Regions from separate parts of the Homo sapiens genome. Here region 2 is linked to region 1. Evidence: chromatin loops called from intact Hi-C (ENCODE). Cell type or tissue: Caco-2. All regions are shown on one strand. Links, peaks and the distances in the headings refer to the core of each region. The heading gives the core; the rest is flanking DNA. Region 1 overlaps LURAP1L-AS1 (LURAP1L antisense RNA 1). Region 2 holds the start of LURAP1L-AS1 (LURAP1L antisense RNA 1).

Evidence for each region. Peaks named below come from ENCODE experiments on the same cell type or tissue, not always from the same donor. Only the 100,000 strongest peaks of a DNase experiment are listed, where the experiment ranks them.
Region 2: it touches region 1 in a loop (7-fold over the local background); 41 of 110 quality-filtered maps call a loop at or near these places.

The regions. Positions count from the first base shown.
Region 1 is chr9:12,756,797-12,769,007 of GRCh38, reverse strand. LURAP1L-AS1 (LURAP1L antisense RNA 1) reads left to right here. Exons shown (of 4, transcript NR_125775.1): 3 at 9,384-9,456. It also overlaps the pseudogene RN7SL849P. Among named protein-coding and RNA genes, the nearest start is that of LURAP1L, 12 kb to the left of the region's middle. In Caco-2, for the core only: no CTCF peak of the experiment used is centred there; no DNase peak of the experiment used is centred there.
Region 2 is chr9:12,807,392-12,819,602 of GRCh38, reverse strand. The region is part of intron 1 of LURAP1L (leucine rich adaptor protein 1 like); the gene reads right to left. It overlaps LURAP1L-AS1 (LURAP1L antisense RNA 1), which reads left to right and starts at 5,214. Exons shown (of 4, transcript NR_125775.1): 1 at 5,214-5,310. RefSeq lists an enhancer at 4,402-5,601. In Caco-2, for the core only: no CTCF peak of the experiment used is centred there; a DNase peak (open chromatin) is centred at 4,982.

The DNA.
Region 1 (12,211 bases), core at 1,986-9,985:
CTTTTCTATATTTTAGGCTCCTAGCTTCTCCTTATCCTTGGTTCTATAGGCTTGGAAGGATGAGTAGAACTTCTTTTCAGAAGGCCTGGAAGAAAGAGAACGAGGAATAAAAATTTTTATGCATTTTTCCATTTTAAAAAGAACACAAAAATTCTATGCAAAGACATACATGAATTAGCTGACATTATTTGGTAGTTAAAACTCAAGAACCCTCCATATTAGAACTGTAGATCCTAGTCTTACAGCTTAAGAGCATTACTCTACATTTGAAAATTAGCCTTCTTAAGCTATTAACTAGCCTCGTTCTCTGCGTGTGTGTATGTATGTGATTTTCTTTCAGAAGTATGCATGATTCAATGAGAATACTTTGTGATCATGAGACATATTGAGTATATGCATCTTATATAAAAGATAAATACTGTAATTAGGTCCTGAAAATATTAAGAAAGATAGTTACTGGTCATATTCACTTGATAAATCAACAGGGGCCTTTTTTATAATCAGAAAACACTTGCACATCAGAGTAGCATAAATCACTATGATAAAATAATGTGGGAGAAACTGAAAAAGTACTGGCTACAAGGGAAGCTGCTATGTATTGAGCACAATTTTATGAAAGGTTGTATTGAGCACTATTTTGTACTGCTTAATTCTCATAAGAACCCAGGAAAATGAATGTGATGAAACTCTCTAATAAGATGCCTCTGAAGTTCCAAGAGGTGAAATCACTCATACAATCTTCCACTGGTGTCAAGTGAGAAAGCTGAGATTTGTTCTAAATTATATTTTATTCTTTGCTGGGCATGCTGGCTCACACCTGTAATCCCAGCATTTTGGGAGGCTGAGGCCGAAGAATCATTTGAGCCCACGAGTTTGAGACCAGCCTAGGCAACATAGTGAGAACCCTCATCTCTACAAAATAAAATAAAATAAATATATTTTATTTGTAAACCCACATTTTTTCTATTACCCACAAATCGGCATTAGTCCTCTTTCAAAACTATTAAGAGTTCTACTTCTGAACATAGATAGTCACATTTCGCTTAACGGCAGGAATATATTCTGACAAATGCATCATCAGGTGATTTAGTTGCTGTGCAAACATCATAGAGTGTACTTATGCATACATAGATTGGATAGCCTACTGCACACTTAGGGTATGTGAGATGGCCTATTGCTCCTAGGCTACAAAACTGTACATCAAGTTCCTATACTGAATACTGTCAGCAACTGTAAAACAATGTATCTAAACATATCTAAATATATGTTTGTATATTTACAGCCAAGAACAGCCAAGAACACTTAAAGTCACTGCAAAGAATAAATACAAACTTACTTAATCACAAAAAAAGTATTAAAAATGACAGGCTACTTTACATCACTGCATACAATTACAACATAAAACATACAGATACGTACAACATAAAGATATGTTTGTATCTAAACATATCTAAATATAGAAAAAGTAATGCATTGTGCCACTTCATTAGGATAGCTACAATGTTACTAGGATAAGAATTTTTCACCTTCCATTATATATATATATTTTTTTTCAGACGGAGTTTCGTTCTTGTTGCCCACGCTGGAGTGCAATGGTGCGATCTCGGCTCACCACAACCTCTGCCTCCTGGGTTCAAGCGATTCTCCTGCCTCAGCCTCCCCAGTAGCTGGGATTACAGGCATGCACCACCAAGCCTGGCTAATTTTGTATTTCTAGTAGAGATAGGGCTTCTCCATGTTGATCAGGCTGGTCTGAAACTCCTTGGGTGATCTGCCTGCCTCGGCCTCCCAAAGTGCTGGGATTACAGGCATGAGCCACCGTGCCTGGCCCTTCCATTATAATTTTATGGGCCCAGCATACTATATATGGTTTGTTCTTGAATGAAATGTTATGCAGCACATGATTGCATTGTTGAGAGGACAAAATCGTGTTACTACTGATGATGATTTTGGATAACTCATATTCCAAGTGTGGTAGAGGTCAAAGATAGATGAAAAAAAGGAAAAAAAGAAAAAAGGAGATACATGTTTTCTTGGAAAATTCATTTACAATTACTCATTAGAGGACATTAGTATGTTCTAGAAGGCTATTCCCATTCTCCGTCTCTGATTTTTTATGAACTATCACACCTTCCTCTAAAACAGGACCTATATTTGAGACTGATTCTGCCATTTGGTGGAGCCCAGACTGAAAAGATGTGGGAATTCATTCTTTGGTTCACAAGGTCATGGCTCCAAAATAAAGGTGAAGATGGGAAGGCAACACATGCATGAAAGGGTGCTGTATGAAAGTTTGTGCAAAAAGCAGCTGGAAAGAGGGGTTTATGACCTTTTGATCACAGAGACTGCTCCTTGTCAGTCTCATGTGGCAAATGCCAAGGGCTTGGCAAATTCACAGGGGAGGGCTGGAGTCCCAGACACCCTGCCATTCCGGAAGACAAAAGGCAGCTGAAAGTGCAATTGCTCAACTCCTTCTGTCTTTGGTGATTTTCCTATACTCAACCATGTGCTGTAGCTGATTTTGCAGTGGCTGACCCTCAATTCTATAATAAACTTTGGCTTTGGTTGTTCAAATACTTCAAAGCTTGTTTTAAGAACATGCTAAGTTCTATTTAAATTTCATTATGCTCTAGTAGAGAGCACTTCATATTTGTTTTGAGTTTATGAGTAAAGACTGGATCTTAAAGGGTCAGTTCAGAAGATATGGCAATAAGTATCTAAGGTGCTGTAGCAAAAGATATGGTCTCAAAAAGAGAGAGGGAGGGAATAAAAGGGGAGGGAGTGGGGAAGAGACGGTGGGGGGCAGACAGAGAGAGAGAGAAAGAGAGAGAGAGAGACTTTCTGATAGAGGTAAACATCTGTCAGTTTTATGCATACAGAAATGATCACTCTGTTACAATGGTAACCCATCTCATTTGACAGCTGTGTATAAATTGGAGCAGAAACACACATCTGTCTCTCTTTAAGTTTTGGTTTTGTGCTAGAGATGATTTAGGAGAATAATAGAATGCTGAAAAGACAAATGTGTATTATTTGTAAATAGATTGTTATAACTCCTTTGCGATAAAGGAAAGTCTTTATTGTTTAATGCTTATATGTGACTTTTTAACAGGTGTGGTTTTTTTTTCTAACCTTGAAGAAGTAAATTAACTAGTGTATTTTTGAAGGGGAATCCTGAGTGTTTAACAAGTAAAAATATCATTACCCAACAACTCTGTATTATAATTATAAAGAGTTTTCTATATACCCTTTGTTAATATTAAATGTATACTAAATATAAAATACCTAACTCTATAAAGTACCCATAATATGGTCATTCTCTGGGTACTTCAAGACAAATCTGCTTTATATCTCTCCCATAGTTAATTGAGCTACCTGTTCTGGCACATTATTTGATTTCGGAATAACTTAAATAGAGAACAAAGGGTAACTCTAGGAATTGTGCAAGATGATTGCCAAATGCATAGTATAACTATGTGGACTAAAATAATCAAAAGTAGAGTACATGTTACTTTTATTAAATAATGAAAACTCTGTATTTTTAATAAATAATCTAGCAATATTATCTCCCCCACAGTATTACCATTGCACTTTGTTTTTGTTAACTTTCCCCTTCAATTGCAAATATGGTAACTAGAAAGAAATTCAATTCATGAATATTCAGGAACTCTTTGCCTGGTTTGTGTCATGCCATCTTAGTTAGCAAATCACTGGCTGGAGGGAGAATGAGATAGAAGATAGTATCATGGGAAGGGCCAAAACCAAAACTATAGAGTAGGGACTTGATTGGGAGTCCTGTGTAGAAGGAGATAGAGTTCTTGTGTATGTATGTCTGGGTGTGTGAGTAGGAGAGGAGCTTGAGATGTAATGAGCCATGGAATACAACTGCAGGTACTATACAATTTTGTCTGTGGCCAACCTTAAATGTACACATCTTACAGATTGAAAGTTTGCAAAGGCAGGTGTCTGCCTATAGTCCAAACTACTGGGGAGGCTGAGGTAGGAGGATTGTTTGAGTCCAGGAGTTCTGAGCTGTAGTATGCTATGCTGATCTGGTGTCTGCACTAAGTTTGGCATCAATAATGTGACCTTCTAGGAGCAGAAAACCACCAGGTTGCCCAAAGGGCGGTACACTGGACCAGGTGGGAAATGGAAGAGGTCGAACCTCCTGTGCTAAGTAGTGGGATCACGCCTCCTGTGAATAGCAGGACACTTCAGCATAGGCAACATAGCAAGTCCTTGTCTCTGAAAAAAATGCCCTTGTCTCTAAAAAAAAAAAAAAAAAAAAAGTCTCTTGGTTACCAAATCTGTAAATCTCCGACTATATGAAGGATACCTCAATTCACAAGAAAACTGCATTAAGTCCTAACTCAATGAGCTTGCATCATTTACTAATATTCATTTTCTAAGCATAATGTGAGTATCTTATATTGAGTTATTTTTGGTTCTTGTATGAGAACTGTGGTAATCTATAGAAGATCAAGCACAGAGTTTATTCATTTCTTCAGCATACTATCAACTCCAGACAGATTCCACAGGCATTTGGGTCAGAGATGCCTTAAAAGAATAGTTTAGTTGATGTATAACCTGGCATTACATCATTCTGAATTGTGTATGAATAGGGATTAAAAAAAGATTTGCTAGTTTGCTAAAATATAACCTCTGTTTTATAGAACTGAAGTTTCCTGGTGTAATATAATACCTTTGCTTTGTATTATAGCACCGTTCCTAATTATGTAAGTGTACTTTGTTTAAAGTAGTGTATAAAGGCCAAGGCATATTTGACTAAGAAGGCTTGCATTGTACATTATTTAAGAAATATTTTTAAATAGTGACAGAGATATGAAAAAAGAAGGCCCTGAAAAGAACTAGATGAAGTCATATTTTACACTTGCAATCAATTCTCATAGGTCCAACACCAAGGCTCTTTTCTCCCTTTTTCTTCTGCTTCCCATGAATTTTCCTGTAAAATTTGTATCCAATTTCATTCCCAGTTATATTTTATTTTGTCCTGCTTCTATTATAATGGCCAAGGAAAAATATATAGAAATCTGAAACTATAAGTATTAATTTAAATCATTATTTCCCTGTTTTCTTTTACCATTGCTCTTTTCAAACTTTTCCATTATTTGCCTCTTCGTTCTTTCTCATTTTTATCCCATTTCCCCTTCTTTATTTACCCATCCTTGCTGCATTCCCTCTCTTCCTTTCTTCCTTTCTTGCCCTTTTCTCTCTTATCCCTTTCTTTATTCTTATATTTAACAACTTCAAGTAGAAAAGAGTGATGTCCTCATCATGCTGGTCAATGCAGATTTAATTCTATTTCCTTATAATAATGTCAACTAGTGCATATTGAGTACTTACTCTGTATCTCATATCTTCACAACACCACCAGGAGGTAGGTTGTCTTATGTCTCCATATTATAATTAGTGGCTTAGCTCACCAGTAAATATCCCATTGCTACACAGCTAGAAGTTGTGGTTTATCTGAGGATAAACACCCCTCTGTCTGAATCCAGAGTTCATGTGCTTAATAATTATTAAATGCTTTCTCCCCTTTCTAGTCAAAATCCCCAGTGATCAAGTCTCTATGTGGTCTAGTTCTTTGTAGATCGGTGCTTTCAGAGGGCCATATAGCCTTGTCACCAGCACCACTGCCTCTCTCTTCTACCTACTCAGGGTCTCTGTTTTTGCACCTGTTCAGGTCCCTTTGCTGAAGCCTGTAAAACAAATTTGATAAGTGAGTAGGGGTGTCTTGTTTTTATTTTATAATTAAGAAAATAAAAGTGTTTGCTTGACAGAAGAAAACTCAACCAGTCCTAGGATTTGTTTTTTCAGAAAATAATTTCTTTGTTTTCCATAGTTTTGCTATCTTCTATTGCTTTCAAAGTAGATGTGGGAGAGTAATATTCCTCTGTAAGTTACTAGGAAAAGCAGATAATCCAACTCTATATAGATCATACCTCTGCCTCTGATCTCTAAATTTGACTTACATAAGATTTGACAATTTCCAAGAATTCTAATAATCACCATTTTATTTTATCCTCATAATGTGATAATAATAGCAGAAACTAATGTGATCTTTTAATATTTTAAGAAACATAAATACTCAGGCCGGGTGCGGTGGCTTACGCCTGTAATCCCAGCACTTTGGGAGGCCAAGGCAGGCGGATCATGAGGTCAGGAGATCAAGACCATCCTGGCTAACACGGTGAAACCCCGTCTCTACTAAAAATACAAAAAAACTAGCCGGGTGTGGTGGCATGTGCCTGTGGTCCCAGCTACTCAAGAGGCTGAGGCAGAAGAATGGCGTGAACCCAGGAGGCAGAGGTGGCAGTGAGCGGAGATTGCGCCACTGTACTCCAGCCTGGGCAACAGAGCAAGATTCTGTCTCAAAAAAAAAAAAAAAAAAAAAAAAAAATTAAAAAAAAAAGAAACATAAATACTCAGAGATGTTAAGTGACTTAAAGAAAATAATAATTCAAGCCCTAAACACCTTCTCCATTGCTCTGAACAGAACTTGTGGCTTTGTAATTTTGTCTCTAATATGGGGTCCTTTCTACTACCTCATGTGACTCCCAATTCCCTGGCTTTTCATTCTGTCTATCCCTTTATTTTTAAAATCCACAGTACATCCCTTTGAATTATGCACCACTCTATAAAATCACCATATCCAAAATTAAATTTATAACTTTCCTCAAACCAACTATTTTTCATACTTCCTTATTTTAATGTATGGGCCCCACAATTTGTGAGTTCCACCTCTCCCACCATCTAGAGATTTGCTAATATTTAGGATGTCTCTATCTCTTTTACTATTACATTCAGTTAATCATCAAACCCCACTGATTTTCTTTCAGTAATTTTTTTTCTATTTTGGCAATCCTGCTGTAGTTCTAGTTTATCACTCCATGATCACATTTTGATCTGAATGTAGTTTTCTCACCTAACTTGCAAGATGCTCTTTCTAAGTAATTTAAAACAAATACAAATACTTTTCATCATCTTAAGAATCTGTAATGGCTTTGTTGCCTCTAGCTCCAATTTTGAATTATTTATTCTAATTTTCACAGTATGGCTTCCACAGCATAAAGCATGTCTCATCTGTTCAACATAATGTCCATAATAAAATAAATTTTTTGTTCCAGTTGGAATGGCCTCCACATAACATCACAAACACATACATACTCACACACTGTCAATATCAACCACCTGTCCTTTGTTGATAATGTTCCTCTTGCCTAGAATTCGCACCTTGTCTTATATTCCAGTCCATTTGTTAATACCCAGATTCATTTCTCCCTTCCTTCAATTCTCTCTCCCTTTCTACTCTTCTTCCTTTGTCAAAAATTGACATATCTAATATGTGTCAGGCATCATGTTAGGACAAAAACAAGAGATAAAACATGAAAATGACATAATTATCACGCTGCTGGATCTCACAGTAAAGTGAATTCAGTGGTACCAGCTGTTGTCTTTGTGGTTGCTTTGTTCTGCTTTGTTCTGTGAATTCATACTTCATTAACAATTGTCATCATTTTTATGATAATCTGGAAAAAATGAGTAGTACCTTCATTGTGCAAAACAAAGCATCTGGCTTTGAAGATATGAGAAGGAATAATATATGGACCTTGAGCAAGAGACTTATAAACTAATCGGAGAAGTAGGTTGTATATTTTTTTTTAATTAAAAAGGCAAAGATATATACTAATTGATAAAGATGTGATTTAAATAGACAGTGCCTAAGAGAGGAATCTATAAGCTAGAAAATTCAAAAAAAGGCTTCACAGGGTAAACTTTAGTTGTTTTTTGGGGAAAAATGTGGATAACAATAGTGGATAGATAGAGCAAGATGTTTCATAAAATTTGATTCTTTATTATCTTCTAGTGCATTTTAATTCTTTATGTCTGTAAATTCTGTCTCACCAAATTCCTGTAGGCTCCTCCAGGATGATGTGTGTCATATGTTTGTTTTGATCTCTTACCATATCTAGAACTGATATGGGCAATAAAGGATTGTCAGTTGATTGTGTATTCACAGGAAATTTACAGGCAATAATATTGTGAACTTAAGTGTATCACCACCGAGTTACTCATTCTTTTTACCAGTCACCCAAGTTGTGCAATTCTGATTTTGTATTAGAAAACCAATACTTAAATAGATTAAATAATCTATCAAGGATTTTTCATTATAGTTACAAGAATCCTCAGTGTGAGCTGAGATCATAACATTCACACCTTCTCGTTTTTCATTAAGCACCTTTGGAGGTGTTTGTGAGAGAAGATTACGATTTGCTTTTTAAATACAACTATCATCCTTCAAAAATGTTCACTGATTTTTTTACCTTCTTATACTGTACGCATAGATTTAGTGGAAGCTGCCAGCAATAACACTATTCTTAGTTGTACTGTTTGCCCTCATTAAATATTTCTTAGGCAAAGGTGTTTCCTAAACATTTTCTGAACCATGCTCATGAATGCAGTAAAAGGCATACAAAGGTGTAAATTAGGAAGATTTAAGTTGGGTTTTAGAGTACCTGCTCTACAATCTAGGTTCTCCTGAGGGTTTGGCACATGTTGCTTAACTGCTGGATCAAATTTTCATTTTCTATGTTAGAAAGCTAATACTATCTATATCACAGGATTGTTAGGAGGGACGAATTAATTTTACCTAACCTTGTTTAAGAAAGATGACCTCTTCTTTCATATCAATGTTTTGTCTATAACAGACAAGATGACAGCAAATAAAACCTACCCTATACCCCTCCAAAATTAGGATTTCTACAATAATTAATCTTAAAAAGGGTGACCTGCACAAGCTTAATATTATGGTTTTACCATACCATACAGGGAAAGTGAGAAGACCTTCTAGACTCTTTTCGAGTGAGGTTTGTGAAGTGACTCAGCCCTGAGCATTATTTGTTTGCTCTGGCTTTATTTTCATGTGGTGAGAAGCACACAGAATGAGTGGAACTTCTTTAAATGGACAAGGCACACATCTTGAAGCTCACAGTCCTGCTAACATAAAGTTAGCAAAACAAGCACTTAAAATTGCAGATAGCTGCCAAAGGTTCCCAGAAACCATGGCATGGACTCTGTTGTTGCAATAATCCAGTCATTGTTTGTGTTTTGTTTGGTATCAGTCACATGAAACACTATCTACTATACCATGGGTTTCTTTGTGTGTGTGTGTGTGTGTTTGTGTCTATAAGTCAGAGAGAGATGGTGGTGTATTAAGTATTGTATTCCTGCCATTTGTGACACATTGCCTCATAGAGATTCTGTCCAATTTCACTGCCACAACACAGGGAAGTAGAACAAAGGGGGATCGAACATGAAAGTTTTCTACTATTATGTTATATTCACATCTTTTTTTGTTTCAGGCAAGATGGAGAGTATTTGAGCGGTCAAATAGAGGATATGAGAAGAAAAAAAGAATAACTTCTATGTGGAAAAGTAAGCAGATGACTATCATTTCTTTTGTCTGTTGTCAGTGCTATAAATCTCTGCTCTTTGGACTATCAATAATTTCATCTAATGTTAATTTCTTTACTAAAAAAATACTTACCGAGCATTGACCTAAATAGGAATAAGTAGAAAGTTGGCATCCAGCTATGTTTTCAAAGAAAAAGATTGCTAATTCCAGAAGATGACGCACGATACGGAGAAGCATGTAAAATTAGTGTGCTGTTGGCCTCTACACTGAGAAGAGCACTGGTTCTAAGATGTTATTCTCTATTTACTTTCAGAATTTCGGTTACGGAGTATCATCCTCTTTATTTAGGGCTGGAAGAGATGTTTATTGAATTTTTCATACTACTTAAATCTGAACTAGCTCGCAAACGGTGTTGATAAAATCAAACATGCTATTAGCCTTGATGTCTATACAGGTGGGCATGCATGAAATCTTTATAGACTTCATTTCAGATATGATGCTGTTCCTTATATAATTATTACTACCTTTTGATATTTTCCTAGGTGCCAGACACTTTACATACCTTATCTCGGCTAGTTGTCAAACTCTTGTAATCCTGTTTAGCAGATGAGGACTATACATCCTAAAGAGATAAAGTAACTTGCTTAAGGTGCCTAGAGTACACCCAGTTCTTTTGACTCTAAAATCTTTTCCAATATGACACCAGCATTTCCCAAAATTCCTGTTTTATTGGTATATCATTATGGGTTAAACAGAAAGTTTGATTTCATATATATGTATATATGTTATATATGTGTGTGCATATATGTTCATAATATATACATGTTTATATATTACTTCCACTTATATACGTGTAGTGCCTTGAGAGCTTGCATCACAATTTACCCTCTTGCCCCAAAGAATACAATGCAAAACAAAAAAAACAAAACAAAACTCTGTGTGTGTGTGTGTTTGCGTGTGTGCGTGTGGTGTGTGCATGCCTGTGTTTATGAGAGAGAGAGAAAGAGAGAGAAATTGTCCTCAGAACTCTCCTTTGCTAATCCTTGTAGTACAAGTAAAGGAAAAATAAAGAAGTCAAGGAAATAGCAGGTTTTAACCAATGAAGTTTGGGGTAAATGAAGAGTTTAGTGCCTAATTCAGTGAAGGTATTTGGACTTTATGACATGAATGAGTCTACCATGTACTGCTCACAGAGACAGGGAAAACAATTCAGCAAAGTGTTTCAGTGACTGTTGCAATAAGGATCAACATTTGTGTATTTTATGACAGAAATTATATGCTACAGTGATATTCATGAATTTGGGGATTTATGAGAGCTCCAGAATATATCCCTCCCAATGGACAAGAGTCTACCAGAATGTTTCCCAAAATATGTTATGAAGTATACTGGTTCAGAATGTTAAGGGCATTATGTGAAATGGAGAGTTCAGTGGTCTAATCAATTTGGGGAAAGTTTTACCAAAAAAGTTAGATTTCTTTACTGTAGAGCAAATCAAAGCCTTTTATAGGGTCAAGTGCATTTTAAATCTCCAAGAGGTTATATAGTTTACAGCTCTTCCTAAACTTATATAGCCACGAAATCCCTTTTTCTTAGAAATTTTTGTGAGGTTATTGTTCTATATAAAATATGTTGTATAATAATTTTCTACAGTTTAAGTAAAAACACATAACACTAATATGTAGTTAGTTATAATAGCTATTGGGGATGAAATGGATTTTTCTCTGTACTTTTAAGACTATTCATGACTGAGGAATAGAAAGTGTTTGGTGAATCACTACAGATCATTATTATACAGTATTATTACTGTGCACTGCATGTGATGAGTTTTTATGCAGTTTAGTAAGTAAATCAGAGATGCATTTAGATAATATAATAATTTCCTGTTACTCATTTCTCCATCTGATTTTATAAGTATTTTAAACCTTAGAATATGGTGGACAACAAAACATACAAATTATCTTTCTCATACAATCACACAAAATCTAACCCCCACAGAATCAAACGAAACAACATATTCTCACTTTCGATCCTTTACATTAGAAGAAGAGATGCTTTTTTATTTTAGGGGTGCCTCTACCTCATACTTATCCCTCTTTTTGTAAGTCAGTATACTAGAAAATCCAAATAGAGGACTCATTCTCTAACAAAGAAGAAACCTGTTTTGTCAAGCTTATTTCAAAATGCAAATGCTCCCTGAAGAGGGTGACTTTAGCAGTTGAGTATGCTTTCATTTGTCCTAAATTAATTTCTTGTCTTATAGAAGAGAACTGGAAAGCCTAGGGATTCTGGCTAGTTAAATAGTTTGAGCAAAGTGCTGAGAGGACAGAAAAAGGTGCTGCAAGTGGAATGTGAGTATAGCAGGCAACTGAAGACAAATCTCCCACTGAAGCATCCAATTTAGGACCAGTTCTGATATTCAGATGATGGGTTTTTAGGTATAGTGTGCATGAAAAATAACATAGTTCATGGCTATGAAAAAGGTGAGAGATTAGCCAATGGGATGTCCACTTACATTTCCTCTGATGAACTGGATTTCGGAAAGTGAGAATAAGGCATTGTCAGGCAAAAGTCACTAGAAGTCTCCAGTCTGTTCTATTGGAGATGTTGGAGAGTTTCATCATGAGGAAAGGAAAAGAGTTTCATCATGAGGAACGGAAAAGGGAGCTGACTAGGGAAGCACCCAATACATCCCTAAGAGGCCTTGAGGGTAGATGTATTAGCTGGTGTATATATATATATATATATATATATATATATATATATATATATATATA
Region 2 (12,211 bases), core at 1,558-9,557, 51 kb before region 1:
AATTCTTTCTTTAGGATCCAGAGCTAATTCAGATTTATGTCAGTTTCTGGAATTATCAGACATTCATTCTTGGATGACTCAAACTGTAAGGAAGAAAAGAGCGAATTGTCCTCAAAAGTATTCATTTGTATTGTAAAAATATTTCTGTATGAGGAGTTAATCCATAACTGAAGAGGAACTTTGGATTGAGGGAACATGATGAATAAACATTAGGAGAGATGGAATTTCCATTAATAACTGCAAGAGATGCAAGATTGTACAGGTTTCAAAAGAATAAAAATATATCTATGAATACAAAAAACATAAAGTACAATTTAAAATCCATTAATTTTGCTGGAATACTGAAGTGACTTGAGTCACTTCATCTTCTCTGAACAAAGCACTAAAAATAAATTGCACAGGAAGTAACAAAGAAAATTACTTTTCACTGAGACGTTCATGAACAGAAGGATGTGAACTTAGCCTTGAGAAGCCCCTCTATTTGTTGGGGTGTCTCAATAACCTTGCAATGACTTTATGTTGAGGAAGGAGGTTTCTGACAGTCTTTATGTTTAAATTCCTCCGCACACCCTATGAGCCAGGAAGACAATGGTCAAGTTACAAGTAATATAACAAACATTTATAAATCACCAACAATTTGCCTAGGTCCACTGAGCAGCCCAGAAAAATCAATATGAGTCAAACTTTTGCAAAATCATTCAGCAGGCATCTGTAGCTGATAAAACATGCTGGCCCCTTATAAGCCATGGCAGAATATCAATCTGACCATTTCCCAATAGCCACCCAAATAAATCACGGCTGCATTTATTCACATCTCCACCCTCTCCCATGAAAATGTTCCAGCCCATTCCCAGCTCTGGGCATGCTCCTCTGTCATTCCCCATTCTTGAAAAACTTCACTCTCTTCCTCTCCAAATACTCCCCATTCTTCAAGTCATACTTCTCTCGTCAAGCACTACTTGAGGGCTCCAGCCTCCTCTGCTGGCCTGCTTCACCACTACCGTCCTGTTAGCTTATCTCCTAACATAGCTTAACTTTGTACTGTCATATACTGCCAATGATTGTCTTTTAGCAATTTCAACTAGGCTGTGAGCTCCTTAAAGAAAGAAGCCATGTCTCACATTTCTTCCTTATCTTAAGGTCTGTACTAAGCATTGCTTGATTTTTGGAAATAGTCATAATTGGTTGATTTTTGGAAATAGCCATAATTTTAGGAACTGTGAAAGTTTAGCTCTTAAGACAGTAGTAATACACGTTCCTAACAACTATGCCACCAGGGGTTAAAACATACTTAGAATACATTTTTTGTCAGCAATTTTTCTCTGACTTACACAGTGGCTGCATCAAGTACAAGTTTTTCAGTTTTATTAAGCAGTAAGAAGAAAAGAGGAGTGGACTATGAAGTAACAAAAGCTTCCTTTGACCATGAAATGACTTATTTAAATAAGAAAATCTTTTTTTTTTTTTTTTTTAGTGGAAGCAAAACATTCACAGGCCATTGAACTACTGTTGGGGAAAAAAACGACACAAGCAAGTCAGTTAGAACGTGTTGATCTGGTTGATAATGATTATAGATTCAACTATGTCTAACCCTGTGTCCTCCCGGGAGAGAGTAAACAGCTTCCCACCGTGGGAGCGCTGGGCACGTCAGTTCACACGCTGGCAGGTCCATTACCAGGAGCTCCAGGCACAGAGAGTCCTGGGCTGGCCCAGCTGCTGCACTCTGCTTTCTCCAAGCACCAAGGTGCAGTTATGCTACCGATGACCCTTGAAAGTATGAGCAATTCACCAAACAACTAAATCACAATGACTCTTCTGTCTCTAGTAGCTGCCCCGCCTTTCCTCACTGTTATTCATTTCAGTCTTAATGAAGTCTAGCCATCAATTAAAAATAGAGTAGCCTTGCCCTTGCAGCATGAAACTGTGTGGTTCCTTCTGTTGGAGTCTTATAAGGTCCCTCAACTTGACTCTGAGGATACTGAGAGTTGAGATCTCCTAAAGGTCTGAGTTTAAATGTCACCTCCTAGGAGAAACTGATTCCTGATCAATCATAATATGCAATACCCATGCCTTGATTAATATTACATTTCCATGTATATTTCCTTCATCATATTTATGACTAGTTGAAATCATAATCTTTCTAATGGATTTACTTATTATTTTCTCTTCCCCCCATGAGCATGGAAGCACCACAGAGTGCTTGGGTCTTGATCTTTCCTGGTCACCACTCTATGCCAAAACCTGGAAGAGTATCTCACACAAGTAGGTGCTGAATTAGTACCTGTCCAACATCTGAATAAGAAACTTTGCTTCAGATTGGATTGTCTGTTGGAATCTCGGGTTTTGCTGTGGGTCAGTAATATGTGACTTGAGAGGGAAAAAAAAAGTAGCTTCGGGAAAGAACATTTCAATATTGAAGCGTTCCCAGCAGATAATGCCTTCTATTCCTTCTCCAGATTCAAACACCGAGTAACTGGTGTGAGGTTATTCCTAGCTTAAATTTACAGAATATGAGATAGTATCTCTAAAAGGAAGTGGACTTCAAGGTGTAAGTCACACTCCAAACATTATTCTATTTGTTCAGAGGTGATAACCGATACTAGCACAGCATGGGTGTTCTGTAAACACTTGGCAAAATGAACTGAACAAAGGGAACAAACAACCAGGACATGTACCAAAAAACAACAACGACAAAAATAAGGTTTAGACTGATCGGTCCAAAGGTCCAAAGAGATGTGGATGTCCTTTCCTCTTTTCCTCTTCACTTCCCCTCCTCTACTCTGGTCCTTACAGTTTATGTCATATGGTTCAGCTTCCTACTTAGTCTCTCAGGCTTCAGGATTATGATGTCACAGGTCTCTGTATTTTAGGGAGAATGTTGAGATTTCATGTCATTTTTTTGACAGGTGATGAACTGAGTCTATGGTAGAACTTGAAATGAGGAATCTTGAAGGAGAAAATATTCTTAACAGCAAACTTTCCCAGATATCTTTTTTTCTTCTAGAGTGCCATTTAAAAATTGAAAGAATACAAAGGTTATGCATTGGCACAATGGAATCTAAGAAAAAAATGCAGTCGGAGTTTTGGTTGCTAACCAAGTTGACTTCTTTGTGGTGTTGTATGAGGAACATGGTACTGACTCCAATCTGCCACTGCCACTATCTTCCTATTTGACCTTTGGGGAAAGTGGCTTGGCATACAGGACCTCAGTTTCCTTATACATGAAGAAAAATCAGGAGATTTCATTCCGAGCTGCAGTGAACCATGGGACTCAGTGAAGGTGGTAAAGTAGTTCTGTGAACAAAGACTAATCTTACCCAATAAGAAGACTGAATTCAACTGAGGCATCCACCTAACATATCTGCTTTTCATACTGAGATTTCGTTTCAGATATTTAATAACGTCTTATAACATTTCAGGCATTTAATGTTTAATTTAATAGGAAGAGTCTACAGATCAGATAATCCCAGGATTTCCTTCCATTTCGACATATTCTCTGATATTTTGCCATTCCTGTGGCCATTTGATTACGAAATTGTTTACGTTATGAGAAAATTATTCAGGCTATAGAGGAGACAGAAGAATCAATTCTGCTGCTCAGTAACTCCAGCAAAAGATGTAGCTGGTAAAAACTCATGGCTAAGGCTAGAAGTTTGGGTTTGATGTTAATTTGAGGTACTTTATCAGAAATTTTGTCATAATAATTTTTGCTCTCACCATTTGGGTTTGAATAAAAATCATTTTTGTATTCCACTCCAAGACAAACGTGCATATCATCTTTAATATGTCTATATATTAACTGAAATGTGCACATGAGCTGCTGAATATATCTTCCAAATAGGGACATTTTTTGCCTTTCTGGAGCCTTGGATAGCATCATATACTCAGGTTTCTCATAAAGCCCTCCTCCATTATTGTTACCCTTTTATTTATGAATGTCAACTAGTCAGATAAAAGCAGGCCACCTCCTAGTTATACATTTGTATGGTAAAATCCACAATATTCAAGATGTAAATCCCAACCATCCTGCAAGCTGTAATATGAATTAGAAGGAAGAAGGACTTCTTTGCAAGTCCATAGTCACATACATTGAAGGAAGAAAGATTAGACTTGCTTTTTAATGTGATGCTCTAACCCTAGTTTCTCATTAGGAGAAACTAATCATCGTTCTCTCTGATTTGTAGTTGGTGGAAGAGAGTTTAGTTCTGTCAGGGCCTCTTTTCTATCCACATTTATTTTAGAATATATTTTTAAAAGTCTATATAAACTGAAGAGCTGTTTAAAAGCACTTGGAGTATTGTTTTTCCAGCAATTTATTCCAGTTTGTTTGCTTGTTCCTTTTGCATAAGCTCCTTGTGTTCAAATTTGCCCTCTCTCCAAATTCAGGACATCCTCAATTTGATGATCACAGAAGATTTTCTGCCTACCCATCCTTAAAATTTCCAGCAGTGTTTTCAATATCTATACTTATAAATCACTCCTCTGTTTTCTCAGAAGATCCATAAAAATATTATCATCTTTTTGCAGCCTGAGAAGACACTGTACAACATTTCCACTCACTGTTTTTGGTTTGGAATGCTTCAGGTGAAAAGCCTACAATTATGCAAAAGTCAGTGCTGTTCCTTCCACCAAAGCTTTCTTTCACTTTCTCAGTCAGTTCAAAATTTACAACAAAATTTGTTTCTAACTGGGCAACAGAGGATTCCCTTTCACATCAGTCAGCTTTGTCTTCCTCCATTTTTGTTGTTTATATGTGGAACTGAACAATAACTGAAACAGTTCACTCTTTTCCCAGAACGTTATAGAAAAGTAATTTCCCCAAGGACTAAATTACATACATAAAAATACTGTCATCAGCACAGTGGACTGATTGATGTTGTTTTGATAAAGTAGAAAGCTGTATCTGGTGTATTTGAAAGGAGCACATGTGACTCCTGTGAATCATAAGCATAAATTCCGGCCACCAGGCCTGCTCGTGAGATCTGTACAGTTTCTGCTGGTGAGTCATCTGATTGCCAAAGTAATACATGCAGCTTTTCAGTATGATTTCATCAGATTCTAGGTCCAATTGATACTTAGATGCCTGTGATGTCAATTCCTTTTCCATAATCTAATACAGTGAAAACTGTTTCCCTGAATATTTTCAACATGAATGTGCAAAGAGTAATTTAGGCTGATGCAATCGGCTATAAATCACCTGAGCCGAGATTCATTTAGAATGATCTAATGAAAACATGGACTCCCCATATTCACAGCAGAGAAGTTTTTCACATTGAACACAGACCAGAGAAGTGTTTCCACTAATTTATAGTAAGTATTGTGCATGTGTGTCTTTTCAATTTAGAACTTAAGATATTCTTTTCACATGGTAGACCAGGGCATGTTAATGTGCTCCTCCGTGATCTGTAGTGGCCACAGTTACATTGTAAGGGAAGGACACAGGGTAGTGTGCCAGTAAATGTTTAACAAGCAGCTTCCTGGGAAAAATAAACATGCACACACACACATGCATGCATATATACTACAAAATATAATACAAATTGTGCTGATATAGAAGATGTATAACACACACTTGACAGATAATAATAAAATATACAGCACTTTTTATTGTCAATTCCATATAACCAACTGATTTCAGAGAATGTTTTATTTATTCTTGCTGAACTGTTGTATGTATAGCAAACTATGGACGCAGTTCAAACAAAATGTCACAAATACAGTTAATCTCAATTGATAATTCATTCCTCAATAATTGTTATTGTTACACCTGATATGTGATCCACTGTTAAATTATTTTTCACTTAGTGAAAACTATATTAATTAAACTGAAATTTGTTTCAGCCTCAGCATGGGTTATGTTGGAATTTTACTGGTTCATCAATGATGTCAGCAATTTCTTCACTGAATTGAATAACAGTTTTCAAATACATGGAGAATATTTCCTTTTTTTGGCACTATTGGAAATGTAATAACTAGGGACATGCCACAAATTTCAATTTCAATCTGCAGTATTAAAATTTTCTCTATCACTTAAGTCTAGACAACCAATAAAATAAAAATCAAGTTCTGCTTTATAGTGTTTTTAAATTTCTGTAGCATAAATACTCCTACATGGCCAATTTGAATCTGTCTATAGAATGTCCTTAAACATAAACATGGGATTGATAAGAGATACTCGGTACTAGAGCATATACGGTATTTTCACCCTGTGAATAAAATAGATGTTTTAAAAACCTCAAAAAATCATGAAAGTAAAATGTAGTAAAATAATTAGGATGCCATGAATTTTGAGTATTTATTACCTTTGTTTTAAATTATAGGTTTATATAAATACTTAACTAGTAGGTTTATATAAATACTTTAAATTTTAATAATGTCTGTGATTGGCAACTAGTTCACAAAACTCCTGAAAATTTAACAAAAAGCTCACACATCTCAGTAGATATTAGCTTCAGTGTACCATTGAGGAGGTACGGAATGAAGGCTTTACTTAATTGATTGCATTTTGTAATAAGCAGATTAGAGACTTGCATTTTACCCCTTAGGGCTTTTATTTTTCTAGACGTAATTAAAATCTGAAGGTAATCTTATCTTTTCCATTGAATAAAATTTGAGATAGATGTAAAATATTTATACCAAAGTTTTTAGTGTCTTTTCTGGAAAGATTTCAAAAACTGAATATAAATGACTCAGCATTGTTGAGACATGAAATATACTGAAAAAGGGAATAAGCCAGGTATCTAAACTCAGTTGAACATTTATGCTTTTGTATTATAATAATTTTTGATGGCTATATTTCTAAAATAAGAGGCCACTGTTATAAACAGTAGGCTTTATAATGCAGAGTTGTTCAGCAATGCATTTGAAGATTGTTGAGGAGATAGGACTGTAATCTCTATTTTTACATGATTCCTGACATCTTTTCTACTCAAATGCTTTATCTTCTCTTTTAGTAATTTCTTGATACTATAATTAAATCTGTTTGCCGTGGATCTTATGCCCCATATTTCTTCTTCATTCTCCCAATTCTATTTCCTACACGCTATGTGCAGCCCAGTAGTGCTTTAGTAAACTTACTTTGTAAAATTTTTTGTAGGGGAGAACTGACTTGAAAAGAAAAGTGATCTCTGTATTTCTTACAAAGGCAACAGAGAGTGAGTAAAAATAAGTGAGGAAGCAATCTCTGCAACAGAATAAAATGGATGGGCGCTGCTCCTAGAGCAGAGATCTTCAACCTTGAATGTACCTATGGATCAAATCTTGTTAAAATTTAAATTTTGCTCACCAGTTTTATGATTCTGTACTTCTAACAAGTTCCCAGTTGTTACCAATTGTGGTAGGCAGTCTCAAAGATATCTCCCAATAACCACCCTCTTCTGGTATCTACATCCTTACGTAGTTCCCTATCCTGGTATCGGATGGGCCTATTGACTTATTTCTAAATAATAGACTATGGCAAAAATGATGAGGTGTCATTTCTGAGAAAAGGTTACAAAAAGATTGTGGCTTCTGCCTTGGGCACACTCTCTCAAATGCTTGCTCTGAATGAAGCCATCTACAATGCTGTGAACTGCCCCTTGTGAGATGCATAAAGTAAGGAACTGAGATCTCTGGACAACAGCTAGCAAGGACATAGACCTGTCGACTGCTACTGGCCATGTGATTGAGCTGGGAAGTGGATCCTCCCTGGATCGAGCCTTGAGATGACTGCAGCCTCATCAAGGCACCTTGATGGCAGATTTGTGAGAGACCCCGATCCAGGGGCCTTCACTTGATCTGTGCCCAGACTCCCTAATATAGAACTGTGAGATAATACATGTTTGCTGTTTTAAGTTGTTAAGATTTGGGATATTTGTTATGCAGCTTGAATAACTAATACACCAATGCTGTTGGTATATAGACCACACTTTAGCAAGGTCCTAGAGATCTTTCCACTTGTGGATAATTTTGTTGATAGACGCTGAATCACTGTCTGTGGCATGATACTTTACCAGTACATTGCTTTGTAGTTTGAATAAAAGGAACAAATAGAGTAAGTAGTTAAATACTTGTTAACAAAAACAAAAAATGTTCAAGGAAACTGAAGGTGATTATTGAAAGAGCCATTCGCATCTACAGGAGGACAGCTTTTCTTTCCCCTAAGAGAAATTGATTTCTTACCCTGAAGGAGAAATGACAGATGATTTATGTTTGATAATTAATGACAAAAATGATGCTTTCAACATATTTCACTTATAAATTATATCCCCTATAACCTGAGGGTCATGAAAGTAGGGTATACATTGATAAGATAATAGACTAAACTTAGATAATAACATTCAGATATAATTTAAAGAGCTTAAAATGCAGCGAGATTAACTAAACTGAAACTACTAAATTTTCAATATTGACAACTTTATTAAGTTGCAATCTTGCTTTTCAGAATTCCTCATTTAATTTCAAAATGTGCTTTGAGTTGGCCTCAGTAGGAGAAAAAGAGGAGGTGATTAGGATGGTAATAAAAGTTACTTAGGTTTATTGAGTTTCCTTCTAGGAGTTAATTCTTTTTCACAGGTTAACATTTTTTTTATAAAAGACCTGTACAATGGCCCTTTGCATAGGAAATATAATGAAGACTCAGATATTTTGCTGCAAATATTTATTTTCACCTGCTAATGATAATTTGGTAATATTTGAAATACTTTATGATGCTTAAGATCAGTTTTGTTTTGTTTTGTTTTTCATGTGGTGTCTAAACACTGACTAAATATTTTCATTTGGAAACTTTTGGGTGGGACTCTCCAGATGGGAGAGTTTCACTAGCTGTAAGTGGTGATCTGAAGAGCATCCAATAAGAGACACCTGACATATTCCAACATTCACTGATAATACATTAACTTTCCAATCTAGTGATTTATTCATTCTTAGCTTTTTAAAATGGCTTTAGGAATATTAATAATAGTATCTGCCATTTATCAAATGCTTCCTATGTACCCTGTACTTAGCTAGATGCCTTAAATATTAATTTATCTAATAAATATAGTGCCATTCTTAAAACAAATCGGTGAATAAGCTGATTATTATTCTCATTATGGTTCCAGTCTGATATGTGAAGGGCTAAGAAGTCATCACTCCCATCTTCATAACAAGAAAAAAAGCTGAACAAACTGGAAATCAACAACTATGCTTAGGTTCATCAGAAAACTGAGGTCATTGGCTAAATTGCAGCCCTGGAAGACAGACACATGGATACAGAGAATCATAGCTTAACAGGAACAGAAAACTGGAAGCAGAAGGCCTTAGCTTTCTGTAGGAACACTAACTGTCATTGGTGAATTGCTGGAAGGTTAGTGTGGACTAGCTTGTGAGTTAAAAAATCCAAAGGGACCCAGTCTCAGGGGCACCCCGCACTTTCATGAGTTTTACCTCCAGGAAACCTACCAGGTTCTCAATATCCCCTGTGCTTCTGGCAGGGAGAGGAAAGCTCTGAAATACATCCAGACCTCTCTGATCTCCTTAAAAAAGCTTGTCCCTAAGGGAATCTATTTTACCAGAACCTAACAGGCTGGAGTTTTACCAAAGCCTGATCAACAAAATATCCAACTCAGGCTCGCTAAAAGACTGAGACTTAATTATGGACAGGAGAACACTTCCTCTTCTCCCACACCTTGCGACCACATCAATAAGGCTATTGTATAATAACAGGGGATTACAGCAAAAAGAACTGCAGGCCTCTGACCATATTTAAAGAGTGCCAAAGGAAACCCAAAGACAATAGAGTAGACAAAAGCAAGGATACTAGAGGAAATTTTAGTCTCTGACACTATAGCTACAGCAAATAGTAAGCAGAATCTAACTCCTAGTCACATAAATATAAAACCTTGCACTAAAGACCTATCTATCACAGTTCCTTTTATATCATATCCAGCCTTCAACAAAGAATTACAAGCCACTCTAAAAGGCAAAAACAAAGTCTGAAGAGACAAAGCAAGCATCAGAACCAGACTCAAGTGTGGCACAGATTTGGGAACTATCAGACAAGGAATTTAAAACAACTATGATTAATACGCCAATGGTTCTAATGGAAAAAGTGGACAGTGCAAGAACAAGTGAGTAATAAAAGCAGAGAGATGAAAGTGCAAAGAAGGAAACAAATGAAAATGCAAGAAATCAAAAACACTGTAACATAAATAATGCCTTTGATGGGCTCATAAGTAGATTGGACATAGCTGAGGAAAGAATCAGTGAGCTTAAAGATGAGTCCACAGAAACTCCCCAAACTGAAATGCAAAAAGAAAAAAGAAATAAAAAGTCAGAACAGAGTATCTAAGAACTGTGGGCTATTAGAAAAGGTATATGATACAGTTTAGATGTTCTGCCCCCTCCAAATTTCATGTTGAAATGTGATCCCCAATGCTAGAGGTGGGGCCTGGTAGGAGGTGTTTCGGTCATGGGGGCAGATGCATCAGGGATGGCTTAGTGCCCTCCTCATGATAATGAATGAGTTATCATTCTACGTTCATGTGAGTCCTGGTTGTTTAAAAGAATGTGGTATCTCGTCACTTTCCCTCTCTCAGCATGTGATATGCTAGCTGCCCTTTCCTTCTGCCATGATTGTAAGCTTCCTGAGGACCTAACCAGAAGTAGATGGTGGCACCTTGCTTCCTGTACAGCCTGCAGAACCATGGGCCAAAATGAATCTGTTTTCTTTATACATTAACCAGTCTCAGGTATTCCTTTATAGCAATGCAAATGGACTGACACAGAATAACACATGTATAATGGGAATACTGGAAGGAGGAGAGAAAAAGGAACAGAAGCAACATTTAAAGCAACAATTACTGAGAATGTCCCAAAATGAATGACAGACACAAAGCTACAGATCTGCAAAACTCAGAGAACATCTAGGAGGATAAATACCAAAAAACCTATATCTAGGCATATTATATTCGAATTATAGAAAATCTTTTTTAAAAGCTAGAGGAAAAAGAACACCTTACCTACAGTTGCACAAGTATAAGATTTACACCAAACTTATACTCAGAAACCATATAAGCAAGAAGAGTGTGGAGTAAAATATTTATCCCGTCTTAAAAAAAAAGACTACTAACCTAAAATTCTGTATCCAACAGAATTATCCTTCAAAAGTGAAGAAGTTTGGGAAAAATAAAAAAGTTCTGGGGGTGGATGGTGGTGATAGTGGTACAACAATGTGAATGTACTTAATGCCACTGAACTATACACTTAAAAGTGGTTAAAATAGTATATTTTATGTTATATATATTTTGCCACAATTTTTTAAAGTGAAGTAGTAAATACTAAAGACTTTCTGAGACCAACAAAAATGGAGAAAATTTGTCACCAGTAGACTTGCCTTGCAAGTAATATTTTAAAAAGTTCTTCAGAGAGAAGAAAAATATATCGGCAGAAACTCAGATCTGTATTAAAAAAAATGGAAGAGCATTAGGAAAGAAAAAAAGAAGGTAAAATATTAAATTTTTCTTATTATTTATTGATCTAACAGAACAGTTTGTTCAAAATAACAATGACAATGCATTCAGTGATTATAGCTTATTTGTGAATGAAATGAATGATAGTCATTTTATAAGAGACAAGAGAGAAGAATTGGGAATACTGTTTTATATAGTACTTGTACTACCATGATGTGGTATAATATTACTTAAAAGTGCACTTAGATTGGTTGTAAACATATTCTAAAAACTCTAGGGCAACCACTAAAAATCGTACTTAAAAAAGAAGTATAATTAATATGCCAAGAGAAGAAAAAGTAGAATCATATAAATTGCCTAATTAAAACCAGAGAAGTGGAAGACAAAAAAGCAAAGAAAAGAGAGAAAGAAAAAAGTAAGAATGAATGAGCAAACAAAGGAAAGAAATAGAAAATATGTACAAATATGATCGCTATTAATCCAACTATATCAATCACTTTAAATGTGAATAGTCTAAATACATCAATTAAAAGACAAAGACTGTCAAAGTGGATAAACAAACAAGACCCAATTATAACTTGTCTACTAGAAACCCACCTTAAATATAAAGTTACAGATTAATTTCACTATGCAGGTGAAGGAAAATGAGACTCAGAGGACTAAGGCATCATATTCTTGCAGATTTTAAGTGGCAGAGCCAGAATCAGACTGAAGTTTAGTTAACTACATAGTCTCTAGTCTCTCCTTCAAACTGTGTTGCCTGGAAAGGGTCTTTATATTTC